Regions from separate parts of the Homo sapiens genome. Here region 2 is linked to region 1. Evidence: read pairs that join two places in POLR2A ChIA-PET (ENCODE). Cell type or tissue: PC-3. All regions are shown on one strand. Links, peaks and the distances in the headings refer to the core of each region. The heading gives the core; the rest is flanking DNA.

Region 1 (10,764 bases), core at 4,078-9,077:
TTAACTGAATCATGGGGGCAGTTTCCCCCATAATGTTCTTGTGGTAGTGAATAAGTCTCACGAGATCTGATGGCTTTATAAGGGGTTTCCCCTCTTACTTGGCTCTCATTCTGTCTTGCATGTCACCATGTAAGATGTGGCTTTCGCCTTCCACCATGATTGTGAGGCCTCTCCAGCCACATGGAACTGTGAGTCCATTAAACCTGTTTTTCTTTATAAATCAGCCAGTCTCAGGTATGTCTTTATCAGCAGCATGAAAATGAACTAATACACTTCTGCCCTCCCAATGATCCTTCCTCCCAATTTTTATTAATTATATTCTCCTCTAAAAGACTCAACTGTAATGAAATAGGATTAGGTCCTTCTCTATAAATTTAATCATGCTACTTGATTCTGCAGTAAATCATACTTAGGTAACACTATTGAAACTATCCATTGGTGATACCACCTTTGGACAAAGCCCAAAAGAATTACATTCTCTATATCATAGAAAACAAAATTTACATGTTGTAAACCTTGACAATGCACAAATAATGTCAGAGAACAATTAGGGGGTAAAGAGATTTGTGTGTCATATTTAGAGAAGCAGTTGACAGGTGTATAAGGCACAAGCTCTGAGAGGAAAGTTGATGCTTTATGGAAAGTGCCCATCATCATTTTGACCAGTGGAAGATGGTGTAAGAAATTAGAGGCAAAGAGAGAGGGCAGAAAGGTGAGGCTTCAGGGAACCAAAGAGCAAAGCCAGCCAGAAAGGATGAAAGACTACGCTCTTCCCTGTGGTTACAGGATAGCAGAGATCCAGCCCAAAAGGGCTCCTCGACTTCATATGACTCCAAGATTAGGTGCTTTTGCTCTGAAATATTTCAGAAACCGTAAGAGTGAGTGTGGGAAGAAAAAACGTTCCACCTTCTTCAACTCTGAAGCACTAAAATCCATTGTGAAAGCCCCATTTTTAGGGCAACTGCAATTTAGTCATTCACAAGGCAACTCACTTTACAGTTAGTCCACTTGAGGTTCTGAATTAAAGGATGCCACAGCCACTTCCAGAAATGCCTGTGGAATTACACCTTATTGGAGGGGATATGTCTAGTTGACATCAATTCCGCTTTCCCTAAGATATATGTGCATGTCTTATGCATCGTTAAGCACGTTCTCACTTCAAAACCTCTGGTCATTCTATTCCTCCTAACAGGCTTAAAACCCTACTTTTCACATGCCTTCTTCTTTTCATGCCACAGATCTCTGGTTAAATGTTAACATCTTAGTGAGGTCTTCCCTTACCATTCTATCTAAGTACCTTGCTACTGTCATCTGTCTCAGGCTGTCAGTCCACTAATCTTAGTTGAACACCTACTATGTGCCAGGCACTGTTCAGTCTTAGGACATACAACTGTGACCAGATAAAAACCCCATCCTTGAGGAGCATTTTGAAATTACTTGTTTGTACATCTTGAAATAACTTAATTTTTGTTTGCTTTTTTTTTTTTGAGGGAGGGACTCACTTACCCCTAGAATATAAGCTCCACAAAGAGCATGAGCAAGGTTTGTTTAGTTCATCATCATATGCATCCCCAGCACCTAGTACAAGGCATGCATTCACACAGCATTTGTGAACAAATCAAGGAATAGATGATCCCTTCACTTCACATGCTGACTACCAATTGATTGGAATCCAAGGGACACTAGACTTGAGTTTGGAGTTTGATCCATAGATACAGATTAGTGATTGGGAGCCAGATGAGAAGAGACGAACTTTTATGGTGAGGTCCCCACATCTGCCCTGTCTCATTCCTGCCTGTCCCAGTGCCTAGTAGTCTAACTCTTCTAGGAGCTGATGAAATAAAGCTTCCTTCCCATAAATTTCCTGAGGTCGGTTTTAATTACTCTATATCTGGCAATTGATTAATGCAACTGATTAGCAAAAAAGAACATTAATCGGCTCACATCCAAATCTGGTTTAAAATGCTTCAAGGGCAGGTGCAATGGCACATGCCTGTAATCGCAGCTACTTGGGAGGCTAATTTGGGAGGATTGCTTGAAGCCAAGAGCTCAAGACCAGCCTGAGCAACATAGTGAGACTCTAAAAAAAGTTTTTTAATAAACAAATTAAAATAAAATGTTTCCATGTTTCCTGTTCTTAGAATAAAATCCAGGCTCTTTACTGGTGCTGGAAAGGCCCTACATGGCCTGGTTGTACTTACCTCTTCTATCTTATCTCCTACCCTCGATGGCTTTCTTTCTGTTTCTTAAGTACTCTGAGTTCTTTTCCACCCCAGAACCTTTGCACATCCCATTCCCATTGCCTGGAATGCTATTTCCTCAGCTCTTCAAATGTCTGGCTTCTCCTTAGTCACCAGATCTCTGCTCAAACATTACCTCCCCAAGGAGGCATTCTCAAGCAGTCCTGCACCCAGCAGGATTCAGTCGGCACATTCACAATACGAACGTTAGAGGAAGGACTATTTACAAAAGCATGGGGAACCATAAGGAATAGTGAAGCACCCCAGGAGCAAGAGAGGGGCTGTTACCCCTGTTAGGCCTGAAGCGAAGAGGGCAGGAGCATTCCGGAATACGAAAGGAGAGCTCTATGAAGACAGCTGCCCTTAGAGGACGTGTGGCCGTCAACCCAGTGATTCACCCAGCTCAAGGCAACTCAGAAAGGAGGGGGCCAAGGAGGAAAGCACCCTGACATCACTCTCCACCCTCCCTCCATTCTTCTCCATTCTCGAGGACTCTGTGTTGGCCAAACCCATCCAACACTAGAAGGCAAGAAAGCTTGTTGATGTAGAATTGGGGTTGACAAATGTTTTCTAGTAAGTATTTTCAGCTTTTCAAGTCATGCAGTCTCTGTCATAACTACTCAATTCTGCCATCGTAGCGTAGACCATACATAAATAAATGAGTGTGGCTGTGTTCCAATAAAACTTTATTTACAAAAACAGGCAGCAGGCCATCATTTACTGGTCCTTGATGTAGAATATTCATGATGGTCTTCTGGGGCAGAGGACAAGGTAGAGAAAGGTGGAGCATAGCCCTCAGGTTAAACAGAATTTGCCTAGCATCCCTTGCCTGGGCATCCCAAGTCACTATCACATTATCCCTTTTTTTTTTTTTTTGAGATGGAGTTTTGCTCTGTCACCCAGGCTGGAGTGCAATGGCACTCCAGTGATCTTGGCTCACTGCAACCTCTGCCTCCCGGGTTCCAGCAATTCTTCTGCCTCAGCCTCCCGAGTAGCTGGGACTACAGGCACACGCCACCATGCCTGGCTAATTTTTGTATTTTTAGTAAAGACAGAGTTTCACCATGTTGGTCAGGCTGGTCTCGAACTCCTGACCTCGTGATCTGCCTGCCTCGGCCTCCCAAAGTGCTGGGATTACAGGCATGAACCACCACGCCTGGCCATTATCCTATTTTATTTCCTTCATCACAAATTATCTTATTTGTCCATAAGGGTAGGAATCATGGCTTTCTTGCTTATCACGCTATCTCTGGCACCCAACCCAAATACTGCCTGACACAGGGTAGCCAAATACATTTTTTTTTTTTTTTGAGATGGAGTCTTGCTCTGTCACCCAGGCTGGAGTGCAGTGGCACGATCTTGGCTTACTGCAACGTCTTCCTCCCGGGTTCCAGCAATTCTCCTGCCTCAGCCTCCTGAGTAGCTGGGACTACAGGCATGTGCCACCACGCCTGGCTAATTTTTGTAGTTTTTAGTAGAGACCATATTGGCCAGGCTGGTCTCAAACTCCTGACATCGTGATCCACTCGCCTCGGCCTCCCAAAGTGCTGGGATTACAGGCGTGAGCCACTGCGCCCGGCCTCAAATAAAATAACATGTAACTAATAAAGTATGATACAGGCTGACAAAAAATCCAGAATATCTGTTCTCCTTAAGTAAGGTGCACCAGATAGTGTGCTCCAAATAGAACTCTGTTCTCCCTCTCGAGGCCACACCAAAGTGCAGTTCTCGTCTACTCCCAGTCTTCCTAGCACCCTCTCCAGACCAACTCTGCTCATCTACCACTCTCAGTGCCTCCACCATCCATCACTCTGGTTGCAATTCCCTGCCCAACTTTCAGTCCTTCAAGCCCTAAGTGGTTTGGAGTTCAGAGTCTTTGGAAATAATTCTGCTTCATGAGACCTCTCCCCAATCCTCCCAGCATAGACAGACTTGCTTTGAGTGTCTCCATTTCATCTGATGATGCCACAGTACTTTCCTGGGTAGGTGGTGAGGGAAGAGAGAAAGGAAATAGGGCTTAGAAGCCTCTCTAAAATTCCTGCTCTGTGTGTGTGTGTGTGTGTGTGTGTGTGTGTGTGTGTGTGTGTGTGTGTGTCAGGGTCTCACTCTGTCACCCAGGCTGGAGTGCAATGGCACAAAAATGGCTCACTGCAGCCTCAACCTCCTGGACACAATCAATTCTCCCACCTTAGCCTCCTGACTAGCTAGGACTACAGGAACACACCACCAAGCCCAGTTAATTTTGTTGGTATTTTCTGTAGAAACGGGGTTTTGCCATGTTGCTCAGGCTGGTCGCAAACTCCTGGGCTCAAGCAATCCTCCCACCTCAGCCTCCCAAAGTGCTGGGATTACAGGCATGAGCCACCGTGCCCAGCCATGCTTTCTTATTTTTCATACAAAAGATGACAAATTCCCCAAAAGTATCCAACAAAAGGAAAACAATTAAATTATCATACAATTTTTAAAGCGATCAAAAATGATTATCATCAAGTTTTAAAGCAATCAAAAAGAGAATCACAATTTGCAAAGGGTTTAGTATACAGCATTAAGTTTTTAAAAAATCAAGATACCAAATTGTGTATGTACTTTTATTGCAAGTGTATGAAAATTGCACCTGGATCCAAGGACTAGAAGAGAGTATGAGGAATGTCAATGCTAGTATATTAGAGTATGGGTGGTTTCCCTCTGATTTCCATTACCACTTCTATATTTGCTAATTATTATAAGCAGCTCATCCATGAGCTACAGAGTATGGTCCAATACACAGCATTTTGTATCATCAATTCAGCAAGAAGAGTGACAGGTGGACGCTTTCTTAGTATCTGGTACAATGAAGGACAAATAGGGAAAGAATTGCATTTTAAGCCTGAGAGGCTGAGTTTTATTTAATATGGTCCTCTGTCCAGAAGTAGTTTCATTAAAAGGTATGGCTTAAGAAATTAACGAGACCAGGTGTGGTGGCTCATGCCTGTAATCACAACACTTTGGTAGGCCAAGGCAGGTGGATCACCTGAAGTCAGGAGTTCAAGACCAGCCTGGCCAACATGGTGGAACCCCATCTCTACTGAAAATACAGAAATTAGCCGGGCATGGTGGCAGGCGCCTGTAATCCCAGATGCTCAGGAGGCTGAGGCAGGAGAATCACTTGAACCCAGGAGGAGGAGGCTGCAATGAGCTGAGATCACACCACTGCACTCCAGCCTGGGCAACTCTGACTCAAAAAAAAAAAAAAAAAAAAAAGAAAGGAAAGAAGGAAGGAAGGAAGGAAGGAAGGAAACCAAATCTGTTTCCCCCTATACTTCCTCTCCTCTGTTTTTCCCTTTTTTCTTTTTTTTTTTTTTTTTTTGTGAGAGGACCAAAGTTGTTGGAAAGTGGAAAGGTAAATGGTTTTCTAATAATATTAGCCAAAAAGACACTGTTATTTTGTAGCAAACCCCTGAGACCACAGCAGTTACTTTATGGCTTTATGACTACTAACGGCTGGCACTTGAGACTAATGCAAAATTTGGCAGCAAATACTTGCAACCTCTTACCATTTCCTAAAGATCTGGACTCTCTCTCTTATATTCTCACAGATCAGCAGAATCTCTCTCTCTCTCTCTCTCTCCTCCCTCCCCCACCCCCTGCCCCTCCACCCCAGCCCACTTTTATTTTGGAATCCCAGACATAGCTAAGATCAAATGCACAGATTTCCAGCACACATTCATAGATTCAACACCAATCCATTGCCATTGAATGTTATAAATTCGGGGATCCATTTGGCATTGGGAAGTTGTTCTTTGAATCCATCTCATTTCATCTCTTATGAAGCATCTCATGTCTGTAGTCTATTGAATCTATGGTTGTTTCCTTGGCCTAAATTTTAATTTTACCTTTCATACATATCTTACGATACAACTTCTCAACCAGCCAATCTGAATTGTTTCTCTGCTCTTTCAAAGACTGATATCTACCCTGTAAGATCACAATTCACAAAGAAAAGATCACGAATGCAGACACTCAGATACAAAAGAGATTCATCACAGCAATTTTTAAAATAACTGTATAAACACTAAAAATAACTGCAATACTTAGTGATCAGGGCATGGTGACATAAATAATAATTCATTTAATCAATGGGAAATTACTCAGACCATGAAAATATCTGCAAAGGATGTTAACCATCATATAATGTTGCGTGAGAAAAAGAGGAAACAAAACTGTATATAATTCCATTTTAGTGGAAAATGATATATACATATACAAAGAAGACCAGAAGGAAATAGTTCCTTCTGTTTGTAGTGGTTACTTGGATGACACCTCCTTCTGTTTATGTTTTTCTTCATTTTCTCAATTTTCTTAAATGAATACGTATTACTTTTACATTTGGAAATAAACTTGTTTCAAAGATCAAAAAGGCAAGTTGCTACACTAGAATCCAGAAAGCTACAGTAAGCCTTTCCCCTCTCCTAGGCTGGCTATTAGAAAGTTGCTTTCTCTTCTGTCTCATTTGAAAGAGGGTAGGTATTGCCACATTATTAAGCAATCAGCCAGTAGGGTTCATCCAAGAACAATAAACTGACCTCTCAAGAGAAAATTAGTGAAGCTCAGGAAATTAGAGCTGGAAACCCCCACTGAGTGATCTAATGCATCCCTCAAGAATCAGCACCATATACATTACATTTTCTGGTGTAGGCACTTTCTTTTCAATTTAATTTGAAAAGTTTCAAGTGATGGCAATTTCACTGCTACATCTTAGACCAGTCAACAAGCTATTAATCCATCTTCCCTGAGCAGAGCATAATAACTCCAATGAACTTCAGAGATATCCATTTAACTTTCTGGCCTGGACCTGCCAGCTGAACAAATATCTCAGACCGAGTTCAAATTCTGGCACCTCCTCTTAGCCAGAAGACTTTACACAAGTCCCTTTACCTATCTGTTCCTAGGTTTCCTCATTTGGGAAAAAGAAAACCTCATCACCTCCCTCAGAAAATTTGCTGTAGGAATTAAATGAGATGATACACACAGGGAATGCACTTAGTGCAACAGTGGTGCTCGGTCAATGTTTGGCGATTCTAGAGTGCTCGGCTCATGTTAAGCAGTTGTTTTCCTGGCAGAAGAAACAGTCCACAATGAGTCAACAATCCCTTCTTTTGGCTTTCCCTAGATGACACTAGTGGGTTACAGTGAACAATATAGTTCAAAACTTTGAAAAGCAAAATTTCATTTGGTACCCAAACCTTGGGCTACTGGCACCAACGAAATTAACTAGCCTCATCAACACCTGTGAAAAGAAGGGGGAAAAATAAAAATACAAATATTTTTAAAATAAATTAGGCTCAGATCACAAATATGGTTCAGAGAGCACTTTTTCATTGTGAATAAGAGCCAGAATTGGAAGCCCAGGAGGATGGGAAAAAGAAGACATGGAATGAAGAGTCACATTTGAGAATGAATCAATAGTTTGATGAATAATTCATGGAGAGGCTGAAGGAAAGAGAAGAAGAATGCTGCCAAGTACCTAACTTGGAGGACTAAATTCACAATTTATTCATTCAATGAATTATCTGTTGAGCACCTGCTAATGGCCAGGCACAGTTCTGGGTGTTTGGGATAACACAGCAAACAAAATGGAAAAAAATATCTGCCCTTGTGGAGCTTCCTTTCTAGTGGGAAAGACAGTAAATAAGAAGACAAATAAATAAAAAAGACCATGTCTGACATAGAAAATAAACAAGGTAATGGGATGGAGAATAAGAGGATGGGGTCCACTTTAGATATGATGGTCAGGGAAGGCCTCTGTCAGGCGGTAACATGTGAGTTAGTGGGTCCTGGAAGATGAGAAGGAACCAATAGTTAGAGAGGAGAGGAAGCATTCCAGGAGGAAAGAACAGTAGGTACAGAGACTTTGGGGTGGGAAAAGGTTAGGTATGTTAGAGAAACGGGGAAAAATGTCTATGTAATTGAAGTGCAGTAAGAAAGGAGAGAATTCTGGGCATGGTGGTGCATGCCTGTAATCCCAGCACTTTGGGAGGCTGAGGCGGGAGGATCGCTTGAGGCCAGGAGCTCGACGTTGCAGAGAGCTATGATTGCACAACTGCACTCCAGCCTGGGTGACAGAGCAAGGCTGTCTCTAAAAAATAAATAGTAAATAAATAAATAAATAAGAAAGGAGATACTTGGCAGAAGAGATTGGAAAAGTGAGCAGTGTTCATTGACCAAAGACCAAGCCTTGAGAAGCAAGTTCTTAGGGAAGACAATGAGTTCCTCTTTGACACATTGAGTTTGGGACACCTGAGAGGATTTCCAAGCTAAAGATCCTGGACTGTGTCCTAAGAATTAGAGACAGAACTGGGATCTGAGAAATTGCTCAGTTGCATCAGAATCACCAGGGAGTATTCTAAAAATACAGTTTTCTCAGGCATTAAAAGTACAGATTTCTGGCCAGGCGTGATGGCTCATGCCTATAATCCCAGCACTTTGGGAGGCCGAGGCAGGCAGATCACAGGGGCAGGTGATGGAGACCATCCTGGCTAACACGGTGAAACCCCGTCTCTACTAAAAATACAAAAAAATTAGCCAGGCGTGGTGGTGGGTGCCTGTAGTCCCAGCTACTCGGGAGACTGAGGCAGGAGAATGGCATGAACCTGGGAGGCAGAGCTTGCAGTGAGCCGAGATCGCACCACTGCACTCCAGCCTGGGTGACAGAGTGAGACTCCATCTCAAAAAAAAAAAAAAAAAAAGTACAGATTTCTGGGGTGCTACCTGAGAAATTCTAATCCAAGTAGGTCTTGATCAAAACCTGAAAATCATTTTTTTCAATACATCCAGGTAATTTTGGTCAATTCATTCAAGAAACATTTCTTGCATTCCTACTATGCACCAGGACAATTCTTAAGTGCTGGAAATATAGTTCTGAACAGGTTGGACAGGCTATAGTCTAGAGATAGAACAAACAGTGAACAAGTAAAGAAATAAATTACAATTGTGACACGCTACACACACAAAAAATAATAAACTGGCAAGAATAAAATAAGGATGGAGACCTACACTAGATAATCTACAAGAAGACCTCTCTTTGAGGAAGTGACTTGACCTGTCACCTGAGGAATAAGAAGGAGGAGCCTCCCAGCACTTTGGGAGGCCAAAGCGGGTGGATCATGAGGTCAGGAGTTCAAGACCAGCCTGGCCAAGATGGTGAAACCCTGTGTCTACTAAAAATACAAAAATTAGCTGGGCGTGGTGGCAGACACCTGTAATCCCAGCTACTCGGGAGGCTGAGGCAGAGAATTGCTTGAACCCAGGAGGTGGAGGTTGCAGTGAGCCGAGATCACACCACTGCACTCCAGCCTGGGTGACAGAGTGAGACTCCAACTCAAAGTAAAAAAAAAAAGAAGGAGGAGCCATGTGACAGCCAGGGAAAAACAGCCGAGGCAGAGGGAACAGCCAATGCAAAGACTTGGTTGAGAATTCAGTAGATGAATCTAATCTTTTAGTTACTCCCATTTTATTAATCCATCAAAATGAGAAAGAAGGCATGGCGGAGAATGTACTATTTCATCTTTGTGTGTTCACCCAGCAAGCTATACTAAGCACCTCCCTTGTACCAGGAACTGTGCCAGATGCTGACACAAAGATGAGCCAGATGACCCCTTCTCTCGGGGAGTGTGCAGTCCAATGAGGGAGGCAGATAACAAAATAAGTATGGCTCATGAGATAAGTGAGAATCTCCCAGGCAATCAGCTTATATTCTGAGAAAGCCAAGAAGATGATTAATAGTTTCAAGTATGATGATGTGAGCAATTGCTTTTGACACTGCATGATCAAATTATTTTCATTTCTTTGTGGTCCTGCAGCTCAGAATACCTGGATTTTTGGTGAAATATTAGCAAGGGATATCAAGTTTAGGATACTGTATAATGCACTATATGTTTCAGAATATAAGGAGAAATAGTATGCTAATAATAGCTAATATTTATTGAGCACATGGATTGACCTGGATAATGTACCATCTCATAGAAGAGTCACTACGACTTTATGAGGCAGGGACTATTATTTCCCCTTTTTCAGATGGAGAAATAGGGGCTTAGCAAGATGAAGGGGCTTTCCTGAAGTGACAATTTCCTAGTTCTGTCTGGATTCAAGCTTCAGTTCTGGTCCATACGGCCCTCTCATGAATAGCTTAGACACTGATACAATTGCTTTTCTCACACTAGTCCCCAAAGTGGATACCTTGTTCTTCTTCCCAGCCCACTCATCCATCTAGGTTGCCTAGGCCAGCCTGATCTACCTGCATTTCTCCCCAGGGGTCCTGCAGGTGGAAAAGTGGAAAGAAGAATTCCTTGTTTCCACACTGGGGAGGGCACCTGGACGGGCATGGACCGGGCAGTGCCCACTGACTGACTATACTGGACTCCAGTCTCTTGAGCCCCAAGTAGAATGTGGAAAGCTTTGAGGCCAAAGCTGGGCACCTGGTTCCCACCCCACCTGGGGGAGGGGGTCGGGGGGAGGAGAAATTCCTGGGGCTCAGTGTTCAAGGTCT
Region 2 (11,007 bases), core at 2,640-7,639, 480 kb after region 1:
CTCCCGACACAGCAGTGCTGGAAGGTGGAGTGCTTTTCTCACTGGGAGACAAAAAACTGCTCTATGTAAAAGGGCCTAAAATCTCTACAGAAAGACATTTCTGTGCGAAACTAAATGGGAAACATTTGATCTGTTTCTCTGGGTAGCCTGTTGTCTGGAAAAATGAAGTTGCTCAGAGTTACTGCCGGGTGTGTTGAAATCACGAATGACCTACATTTTACTGAATATGTTGATCTCTCCAAAAATATCCTTGCCAATCCCAAACAGGAGGTGGGAAAGGGCATCTCGCCTTTCTCTATTCCATTTAGGCCCAGTTCAGTCCAACTTAGTAAGGTCTACTATCATTCTCACCTGCAAAATGAGAGAAATAGAAGTTTCTACTTCACAGGTTTTTGCAAGGATATTATGGGTTAATGCATACAAGGCACTTTATATGATACCTGGAACACAGTGATGTTATTGGAACCATAGGAGAGGCCAGAATGTGAGGGCCAGGATGAGGGGAAAAAGAAAGTATCGGCAGGGGAACAATACTGTGAGAACCTGGTTGTGGAAGGTGAAGAGAGGGTAAGGATCTTATCACCAGCCCAAACCAGGCCTCCCCCTAGGGGAGGCTTCCACCTGGTCTGCTTTTGAGGACCCTTTAGCCAAGTATCTGGCTAAAGGGGCCAAGTAGCAGCCCCTTTGCTAAGTCAGAGTTTGAAGGACAGTCTAGAGCCAGGTTGAACAAGTAACCTTCCACTGTGACGAAGCGATCTGCCATCATGGTCAGGCCAGAGAAACCCAGATAGCCTGTTGCCCTGCTCGGTAAATGACCTGAGGATGTTTTTCCTAAAGTCTGTCAATATCTTCTCTTTTCTCCTGCCTCCTATTCCCTTCCTTCCCCCTTTCCCTTGGAATGCCTACTGGTATTGAGCAGCAGGTCCTTGAAGTAAGTAGAGTTTGTTCCAGTGGGGTTTGGCATGCCTGTGTGTGACCATTTGTGTGCATGACTTGCCATTCACCTGCCTCTGCCAGCCTCTGACTCCTTCACGTTTCCTGTCTTCCTCTTTCCTCACCCGTTCATTTTTTCTAGACCCTCATGAACCGGGTCGTCCCCAGGAATGTTTATTGCCAGATTTTTTCACAAGTTTCAGGGTGTATAGCGCTGGGTGAGGGAGTTGGTGGCCTAACACTGATTCCCTGCTTTGTCCATGAACACTGCTACCTTTAAAAGGCAAGCTATGAAATTGTTTGTTTCAAGTAAGTTACTTTGTGTAGCTCCGAACTAAGTTTTTTTAGGGTCAGTTGTGTATCAGAATCTTATTACCCCATCACTTCACTGACTGAAAGTTGGGAAACAAAGATGATTCATGGGAAGGAAAATTTAAAGGTCAGAGGGTATTTAAATGAAAATCAACTAGAGTAAGAATTGTCTTCACATGGGTAACTTTGCTTCAGTGTAGGAAATAGTGGACCCATTCACAAAAGGGGCTTGCTCCTTTTGGTCCCCTACCCAGATGCACACTTGAGAGACAATATTTCTTTGTTTGGCCAGATATCTGATCTCTCTGGACAAAGGCCACATACTTTGTTTCCCCAGGACAACATCCTATCTGATTGAATTGGTGGCCAGAGAAGATCTGTGCCCTGTGAGCAGAATTCTAGTTCAGAGAATGAGAACAGATAAAAAGTAAAGGGAAAAGTGTATCTCGTAGGACTGAAACAAGCTAGACATTCATTTCAGGATTTCCCCTGGAAAAGTTCTAAGGTTGGTCCCCAAAACTTGCACAAGTAAAAGCCTTAAGGAATTGTTATCAAAGCTGGACTAGAGAGCTTGGAGAATATTTTAACCATGTCAAGAAAATATTTACAAGCAAGAAACTGGTTAAGAATCAGTCCAGCAGGGCACTGCTAAATAAATGGGAGGATCCACGAGGACCTCCAGGATTCCAGAAGGTCCCCTAGGAGTCAGATCCAATTGGCAGGGCTTTCTGGACCCCCTGAGCCAGGGTGGTGATCTTTTGAGTGAAGCATCCCTGGCCTTGGGGAGCACTGGCTCAGCTTCTCACCCTTCAAACCTTGAGGCCAGAGGAGACTTGGCATCTCTTCCCTCTTTGCCTCTGTTTTCTCACTGACACTGAAGAGATTAGACAGACCTTCCTAAAAGAAGATTTACTTATGTGGAGACTGACTAGGTATTCAGTGTATACGAACATATCAACCTGTTTCATAAAAAGAATTTGCGCCTCTTCACGAATGACTCGCTCAGGTAAAAGTTACTCTGAGTAAAGTCAGCATTCACTTGTATCTGTGTCCTGCTCCATCCCAGGACACAGGCTGATGCAGGCACTACTTTGTTTTCTGTACCCTGGGAGCTCTTCCCTTAACTCAAGGCACTGGATCTGAGCTGTGACCTCTAGTGCCAGAGGGGCCAGGAGCGGGGAAAGGAAGACGGAGGGGAATCCCGGGGTGTGAAAACACGGCGCTCCAGAGGATTTCCTGGGCATTTTCTTGTGCTCATGACTTGAGGAGGAGAAGTAGTGCAGCAGGTTAGGTTCCACTCCTCCTGCCAGTTGTAAGGATGGGGTAAAGTTGAGGGCAGGCAAGGTGGAGCCCTTTTTTTTTTTATCTTATCTCTGGAATTTCCAGAGCACTAGCCTTCCCTTCCTCTGCCTGGCATCCCACATTCCAGCTTCCCCAGAGCTCAACTCCTACTCCTTCCCAGACAGGTTTCTAGAGGGGAGGGGTTTTCTCTTCAGCTTAGGGTTTCATAGCTATTCTCTCAGAGATGGGGGTACCGTGACATTGGGCAGAATACTGAAAGATACTTGCCTTCATGTTTTGGGGCTAGTCCCTAGTTCCTACTTGTCAGCCCGGGTGTAACTCCACACCACCCCTGTGGCTCTCCACCCTTTCAGATCAAGATGCTGTCAGATCGGAAACGGGAGCTGGAGCATCGTCTCAGCGCTACTTTAGAGGAAAATGACCTGCTCCAAGGGACCGTGGAGGAGCTACAGGACCGGGTGCTAATCCTGGAGAGGCAGGGCCATGACAAGGACCTACAGGTACTGGGGTAGAGAAGCTGTCCTGCAGGACTAGAGCCAGATAAAAGGAGCACTTAGCCAAAAAGAAAAGGCTGGGAGGCCAGCATCACTGCTGGGGTAAGCTGGGAGTGGATGATGCTGAGGTCTCGCTGTGGGGCCTGGGGCATTCACTAACTTGGCTCTTCCGACTCTGCCTAAAGGAAGTGCACTGCTACCCACAGATCATTTCTACAATGTGTTCTGAGCCACTGGCCCACGGAGCAGTTTCACAGAGTTCTCTCTGGGTTCTTAACATGGCTGGAACACCAGGAGTGCTATTCTGGCCTCCTAGCATTTGCGAAATCTGCTAGAAGGTTTCAGAGGGAGCCTGTGACTCTCTAACTCAGCTCATAATGCTCTCTGCTGCTGTCTTCCCAAGCTCATGGATTTAGTTGGCTGGCATGGAGCAGAAACCTGAAGCTGCCCACTGAACACAGCAAGATTTATATGCTGCTTCTGCCAGTTGCCAGAAAAGGCATAGACTGACCCCTTTGTGAGCCTCATCAGTCTCTTTTTTTCTTTCTGAAGGAAATTGCTTCATGGCCATATTTGTTCTTATTTGGGAACTGCTACCGGGCCTCAGCTGAATCCCCAAGCTCACACTTGACAGGAAACAACTCCCAAAACAAAAAGATATCATCACTCCAGTCTTCCCAGAAATAGAGTACAGCATCTGCTACCAAGATGCTTTGCTGGGCTGGCCTAGGAGGACTTGGGGTCAGAAACTAGGAGTGCATTGCTTCCCTTTGGCATTCTCTGTGCATGCCAGGGAGTGCACTGGATTGCAACAGTGATGTTTGTGCAGAGGTGGTCAGCCAGGTGTACTCAAGCACCAGGTGGATCTCTGCCCGAAGGCTAGGCCACAGAAGGTCCCACTGGGCTCATAGGTAGGCTGTTTGAAAGCCTTGGGGTATGGGATAAGGAAATATAATGTCTTGGACTAAGATTACTTGTCCCTGGCACCATCAGCTAAGCTGACACCTGAGTGATTAACCGCTTTGAGGGAAAATGAATGGCTTTTATCTCTGCATGTTTTTAGTACCTTCAGCTAGTAACTTTCCATATATTAATAGTAGTACCTCAGTCAATGTTGAGTAGAAAATGGTGCTGGCTAAAGCCTTACAGCAGTTTTCAAGATGGAAAAGAATTTGCTCATTTTTCAAGGTTGATGATAATAATAGCAGTGAACATTTGTGTGCCTCTTTGGCATACAGGGTGCTTTTAGCATACATCATAAAGCTGAAATTGAGAAAAACTGAATCGTTTATCCAAAGTCATGTAGTGAGTCTTTGGTAGAATCGAGACTGGAACCCTCTCACCTGCTTTACCTGTAGCTCAGTGATAACTTCTTGGTATCACTTGCCTCCAAAAATCAGTTCCTGACCAGCATTTATTACCCTATCAAGCTGCTCTCCTGAGGGTTGCTGACATACAGTATGGGAGGAGAAGGAAAATAAGTATGGAGAAAGAGAAAAATGGCCCTTGCCTAAAAGAAACTTTCAGTTCAGCATGAATTTATAGTGAAAAGTCCTTATTTCAAATCAAGAACTGGGGACCTGGGTTGGGGGAAAGAGGCAGGACTAGTATGCCTTCAGGGGCCTGACCAGCACTGTGGGCTGTACATTCTTTAGCAGCGAGAATCCCGTCATGCCACATGCACTTGCTCACCATGTGCACATCCACTGTCTTTCTGTTGAACTTCAAGACTGAGAAGGTGTCATTCACCTAAGGACCTGCAGCAAGTCAGGCAGTACTCAACTGATTTGGAAAATCTGCATTTATAGGCTGAATTCTCATCTTCTCTAACAATTTATCATTATAGTCCTTCAGTTCATGTGAAACTCTCCAGTTGCCACTAATTACCAGTGTCCTCCAGAAAGTCCTTTCTGTTGCTAAAATGGCCCGTACTGATACAGAAATAAAAAATCCAGCTTACTCAGGTAGCAGCTGAATGATCCTAAACCATATTTGTAAAATGTAAAGCTAGTGGCCTTGGAATGTACTTAATCCTTTGATTTTAAATCCTCAGACAAGGGTGAGGGATGGCTGAGCAGGCAAGGCAACAGGCCTGTCACAACCAGGGGAGCCCCCTTTTGATCTCTGTCACTATATAATTGGGGTCCTGCTGTCAAAAACAGATTTTCAAACAACTGATCAAATCCAACTCTGAATTTTTTCAGACCTGAGAATAAGCATAAAAATTATTATTCATTGAACACCCAGTATATATCAAGTATTTTGCCAAACTCTTACTATCCAGTAAAGGAAATCTATTTGTCCCTCTAAGGGCCACTTAACTGCCCTGTCTCATACTCAGCTGGGCATCTTACAGATGTCTGCAGGGCCTAGTCCCAGCGACTGGGTGGATTCCATCAGCAGAGCACAGGCCCTGCTCACTGTGGGGCAACCCAGGAAGCAGGTGACCTGGAGCCTAGACCTTGCTCTAATGCTGATTGTGTACCATTAGGCAAATCACGTAACATCACACCATCCCAGTTCCCTTAGATGAGCGTAAATGTAGTGTACTGTACAAACACAAAGCACTTGGTGTCATTCTTATTCATACATATAAGTATACTTAGTGTCATCTTTGTCATATAAAGGATGATGTTTCTTATTTTAAAGGGCTCTTAAATGTAATAGACTCTTCTCTTGTTTGGTTTGGTTTTTCTGCCTGTGTCTGTCCAGTTGGTGAATCAATTGTTGACTGGAGAGTGCAGACCTCTCCTGGTCTTTTGTTCCCTTGCTGTTATCATTAATTAAGCACCTTTGAGTGTGCATGAGTAATTGAACTAATTTTGTCCAGTACATAAGAACTTGTACTTGTCTGTGCCAAACTTCCTCCTGCTGAGATGTGTGTGGAGTTGTCTAAAAAATAATTGTGAAGCATTTTGCCAGTTTAATATGCCATTTGTAATTGTGCCAAATGCTTCCTAGGAATGTCTGTTTTTTCCTGTAACCCTGATGTTTTTCTTTCTGAGTCTCCTCAAAACTGGGGTTGGAGAAGTTCCCACTGGACCAGCAGGTATTGCTGATCCACCAGAACTACGCAGAGCAGGCTTGCCAATCCTTTCTTCATTCTCTGGGCAGCCAGGCTCCAAACCTTTCCTCTTTAGGGCTATTCCAGATCACTGGTGCCATTAGCCAATCATTTCGAAGTACTGACGGTGAAGGTGAGGCTCCCAGGTCCCCTAAGGCTCTGCAAGGCAGCTTTCTCCCTTCATGAGAACTATAGAGCTCCAAGTGGCTGCCAGCCACCCCAGTCTGCATTTCTGCAGGAGCCACAAGCCAACTCAGCCACAGGTCTGAAAAAGACCAGTGCAGTGTCTACTTTCTTTTTAATGGAACAGAGGTGACCCCAGAAATGCTGTTTTATAAAAGAATAAATTAGCTTAATTTAAATCCCAAGAAGTTCTCCCCCACACCACCACTTCCTGAAAGTCTTCTAAGGACCTGGAGTGGGGAGTTGCAGTCCACAGATAGGAAGAGTAGGAAGCATTGCTTCTGGGCAGATGTGGCATGTGGCATGTGGTCGTGTGTCTAGCTTCTAGCAAACTGATGACAATTCTGCAACTAGGGTCTGCTGTATTAAAAGCAAGTTAGTGATGGAGTGCACAGATAAGAAGATAGCATTTAGGCCGGGCGTGGTGGCTTACGCCTGTAATCCCAGCACTTTGGGAAGCCGATATGGGCAGATAACTTGAGGTCAGGAGTTCGAGACCAGCCTGGCCAATATGGTGAAACCCCGTCTCTACTAAAAATACAAAATTTAGCTGGACATGGCGGCGCATGCCTGTGGTCCCAGCTACTAGGGAGGCTGAGGCAGGAGAATTGCTTGAACCCAGGGGGCAGAGGTTGCAGTGAGCCACAATCGTGCCACTGCACTCCAGCCTGGGTGACAGAGACTCAAAAAAAATAGCATTTAGCAGCTGTGGTTGGGTCATCCCCTTATATTCAGCAGTAGTAACCTCCCCAGAGAGTTGTACCCTATTGTGAACTGCACACAGAAGGGGCCATGGAGAATGCAGTGGGGTAGAGGGGGTGAAGTAGCAGCATGGAGAGAGAAGGAAAGAGCACTGCCCACAATTCCTGACCCCTGCGCTGCTGTCTCCTCTCTACCACTGGCGTCATTCCCCTTTTCTAAGCTTCAGTTTTATCCTGACATAGTTGGACTCATTGATCTCTGTGGCTGTGCTAGCTCTAAAAATGTAGGCTTATGTGAAAATCTCTGAGATCATTTAAAAATCAAGAGAGAGAGGCTGGGAAAAGTCTAAAGGGCATATAATATATATATTTGGCTTGCAGAATAGAGCAATTTGGAAAGCTATTGAAAAGGAATGTCTCCAAGTAATTAGCTCTTTTCAAGTCTTCAGAAAAGGACTGAGAGAGAACAAACAGGTGAACGTGCAGGATGAAGGACTGATGTTAGACATGGCAAAACTGTGGACATTTCTGCCCGTGAGAGTTAGAACTGAAGCTGTGGGACTTCCTCCCTCAAAGATCTTCAAAATAAGTTACTATCTCATCTGTCAATATCTCTCTGGGACAAATGAGGTATGTGGAAACTGGAAAGAACCCTGGACTGGGAGTCATGAGTCCAGTTCTGCTTCACAAGGGTTTTCGGAAAGTCACTTTTCACCTGTGACTCAACTACCTGATGTGGAAGTGAGGGGCCAGCCTAGGGCCTTGCCTCTAATGGTTGGGTGGGGGTAGAAACTCTTGGTATTGCTATCCAGATGCTACTCCCGTTTCCACCTCCGGCTCCTTTCCAAGCTACTCTTTTTCCCCTTAATTTTTTTTTCATGAAAATGTATATATAGTAAAGCATACAAATCTTAAGGGGACAGCCCAATTAATTTTTACAAATACATACCTGTGTAACCACCATGGAGATCAAGATACAGACCACGATCAGCACCCTAAAAAGAATACTTGCCGCTTCCTCAAAAGCAAACCTCTACTCCAACGTTTTTCTACCTCAGTGAAGTTTGGGAACGTTTTATAGACTCATGTATACTTTTTATGTCTGGCTTTTGTTCAACATTGTGTCTGTGAAATTTAACCATGTTGTGGCATATAGTAGCAGTATATTCTTTCATTGCTCTATAGTATTCTAACATGTGAACATACCGCAATTCACTTATTTTATTCTTATTAGCATTTGGATTGTTTCCCATTTGTGGTTATTTGAACATCCTGTGTATGTCTGTTGTACACATTTCATTTTTGTTGGGTCTACAGCTAAAAGTGGAATTGCTGGATCATAGAATATAGATTCTATTTAACTTTATTAGAAACTGCCTATTTTCCAAAGTATTCGTACATTTTCTACTCCCACCAGCATTGCCCCACATCTTCATCAACACTTGATATTATTTGTATTATTTATATTAGCCATCTTGGGTGAGACTCTAATGGTATCTCACTTTGTGTGCCTGTGTGTGTTTGATTATTTATTGCAAAGGATTTCAAACATTCCACAGTGGCACAGTGTAATGAAGCCCAGCCCTGAAAACCACCAATCCCTGCCCAGTGCTGCCCCATCTTCATAACATCCATTTCCTTTTCTCTCACGTTATTTTGAAGTAAATCTCAGAATTTAATAAGTTCATCTGTAAATAAAAAGTACTAACTCTAAAAGATAAGAACTTTAAAAAATGTAACTACAGTACTATTATACCAAAAAAATTAGCATATTTTCTTAATATCATAAAATGCCCAGTGAGTGTTCAGATTTTCACTTGTCTTATAAACGTCCATAATTTTTTTACATTTTTGTTTGAATCAAGATACAGATTAAAATGGGCCTACATAGTGCGATTGGTTGGTATAACTCTTTTTTTTTTTTTTTGAGACGGAGTTTCATTCTTGTCGCCCAGGCTGGAGTGCAATGGCGCAATCTCGGCTCACTGTCACCTCCGCCTCCTGGGTTCAAGCGATTCTCCTGCCTCAGCCTCCCGAGTAGCTGGGATTACAGGCGCCTGCCACCATGCCCAGCTAATTTTTGTATTTTAGTAGAGACAGATTTCACCATGTTGGCCAGGCTGGTCTCGAACTCCTGATTTCAGATGATCTGCCCCCTTTGGCCTTCCAAAATGCTGGTGTTACAGGCGTGAGCCACCACGCCCGGCCTGGTTGGTATAACTCAAGTCTTTTTTTATTTCTGTGTTCCTCCTTTATCTGTTTTTTCCCTTGCAATGTTTTTGTTAAGGAAATGGAGTTGTTTGTCCTATAGAATTTTCTTTTTTCTTTTTTTCTTTTTTGAGGTGGCGTCTCGCACTGTCACCCAGGTTGGAGTGCAATGGCGTGATCTTAGCTCATTGCAACGTCCGCCTCCTGGGTTCAAGCGATTCTCCTGCCTCATTCCCCAAGTAGCTGGGATTTCAGGTACCCGCCACCACGCCCAGCTAATTTTTGTATTTTTAGTAGAGGCAGGGTTTCATCATGTTGGCCAGGCTGGTCTCATACTCCTGACCTTAGGTGATCTGCCCGCCTCGGCCTCCCAAAGTGCTGGGATTACAGGGGTGAGCCACCGCGCCCAGTCAGAATTTTCTAGATCTGGATTTTGCTGAGTGCATCTCCTGATGTAGTTTAACATGTTCTTCTCTCCTATTTATTTTTCTATAAATTGGTGGTTGGATCCAGAAGCATGATCAGGTTGAGGGTCAGTTTGTCTTGGTTTTTGTGTTTGGTAAACCTCAACCATTTGCTCTTTCTTTGAAAGCTGCACCAAAGCCAGCTGGAGCTTCAGGAGGTGCGTCTCTCCTGCCGACAGCTGCAGGTGAAGGTGGAAGAACTCACTGAGGAGAGGAGTCTGCAGAGCTCTGCCGCCACCAGCACATCCCTCCTGTCAGAGATCGAGCAGAGCATGGAGGCTGAGGAGCTGGAGCAGGAGCGAGAGCAGGTGCTGACCTGCCTGTCACCCCACAGGCGAGGCTACCTGGGGTTGCTTAGGTCTCATCCTCCTCCCTAGTGCTCAGCTGCCATCCTGGCAAGGCTGTGCCCCTGTGCCTGTGTCAGCCCCTTGGCCTGCTGGCTAGAGTGTCATGAAGCAGGCCCTGATGGAGCATGTCCCTGGCCCTCCATTTTCCACCCACTTTATCCATTAAGGCATTGAGCAGAATTGCTAGAGGACAGAGTATCATAGGCACAGCCAATTCCCACTCATTGTCACCCCAGTTCCTCTTAGGAAATGCTTGTGCCATCAGCTCCATACCTGTTATACTGACAGAGTTCCAGAGCAGTCATGATCCATCTTCTCCATCTAACTGGTTTCTTTTCACACTTTTCATAATACAGAACCATTCATTCCCCTGATTGTTTTCTGACTCCCACCAAAATAACTGATTATATAAAGAAGTGCTTTATATTGTGAATGGAAGAAGCTAGAGAACAGGGAGAATAAGAATTTGGAATCTGTATAAATGTACTTGGTTCAGAATAAGTATTATTTCTTGGGACAAATGAGTTAAAAAAAAAACACAGAACAAAAAACCCTTTCTTCTAGAACTGGTGTCTTGGGTATCAGTATTTTGGGTTCAGAGCTAGAAAAAGATGGCCAGGTAGCAGTCTTCTCTAGAGTCTGAAATGAATAGTAATTCTCTGTGGAACAGCTGAGACTGCAGCTCTGGGAAGCCTACTGCCAGGTTCGCTATCTGTGCTCACACCTTCGAGGCAATGACAGTGCTGACTCAGCCGTCTCCACGGACTCCTCCATGGACGAGTCTTCAGAAACCTCGTCCGCCAAGGATGTGCCAGCCGGCAGCTTGCGCACTGCCCTCAATGAGCTCAAGAGACTGATACAGAGCATTGTGGATGGCATGGAGCCCACGGTAAGAGGCCAGTCTGAGATGGTCCTTACCCCACAGGAGCTGGCTGGTGGGAGGTTAGAACCCAGTGCATAGGGTGAGGTCAGCCATGGAACTGGAACCCTATAAAATAT

Evidence for each region. ChIA-PET counts read pairs that join two places held together with the same protein. Peaks named below come from ENCODE experiments on the same cell type or tissue, not always from the same donor. Only the 100,000 strongest peaks of a DNase experiment are listed, where the experiment ranks them.
Region 2: POLR2A ChIA-PET joins it to region 1 with 5 read pairs; 2 of 35 experiments call an interaction of 5 or more read pairs at or near these places.

The regions. Positions count from the first base shown.
Region 1 is chr12:119,582,517-119,593,280 of GRCh38, forward strand. All of the region lies in intron 1 of PRKAB1-AS1 (PRKAB1, TMEM233 and CCDC60 antisense RNA 1), which reads right to left. Among named protein-coding and RNA genes, the nearest start is that of TMEM233, 5.9 kb to the right of the region's middle. In PC-3, for the core only: no CTCF peak of the experiment used is centred there; no DNase peak of the experiment used is centred there; H3K27me3 peaks cover 3,347 bases.
Region 2 is chr12:120,061,833-120,072,839 of GRCh38, forward strand. BICDL1 (BICD family like cargo adaptor 1) reads left to right here. Exons shown (of 10, transcript NM_001367886.1): 4 at 2,901-3,047; 5 at 9,790-9,969; 6 at 10,679-10,897. Among named protein-coding and RNA genes, the nearest start is that of RAB35, 49 kb to the right of the region's middle. In PC-3, for the core only: no CTCF peak of the experiment used is centred there; a DNase peak (open chromatin) is centred at 4,729.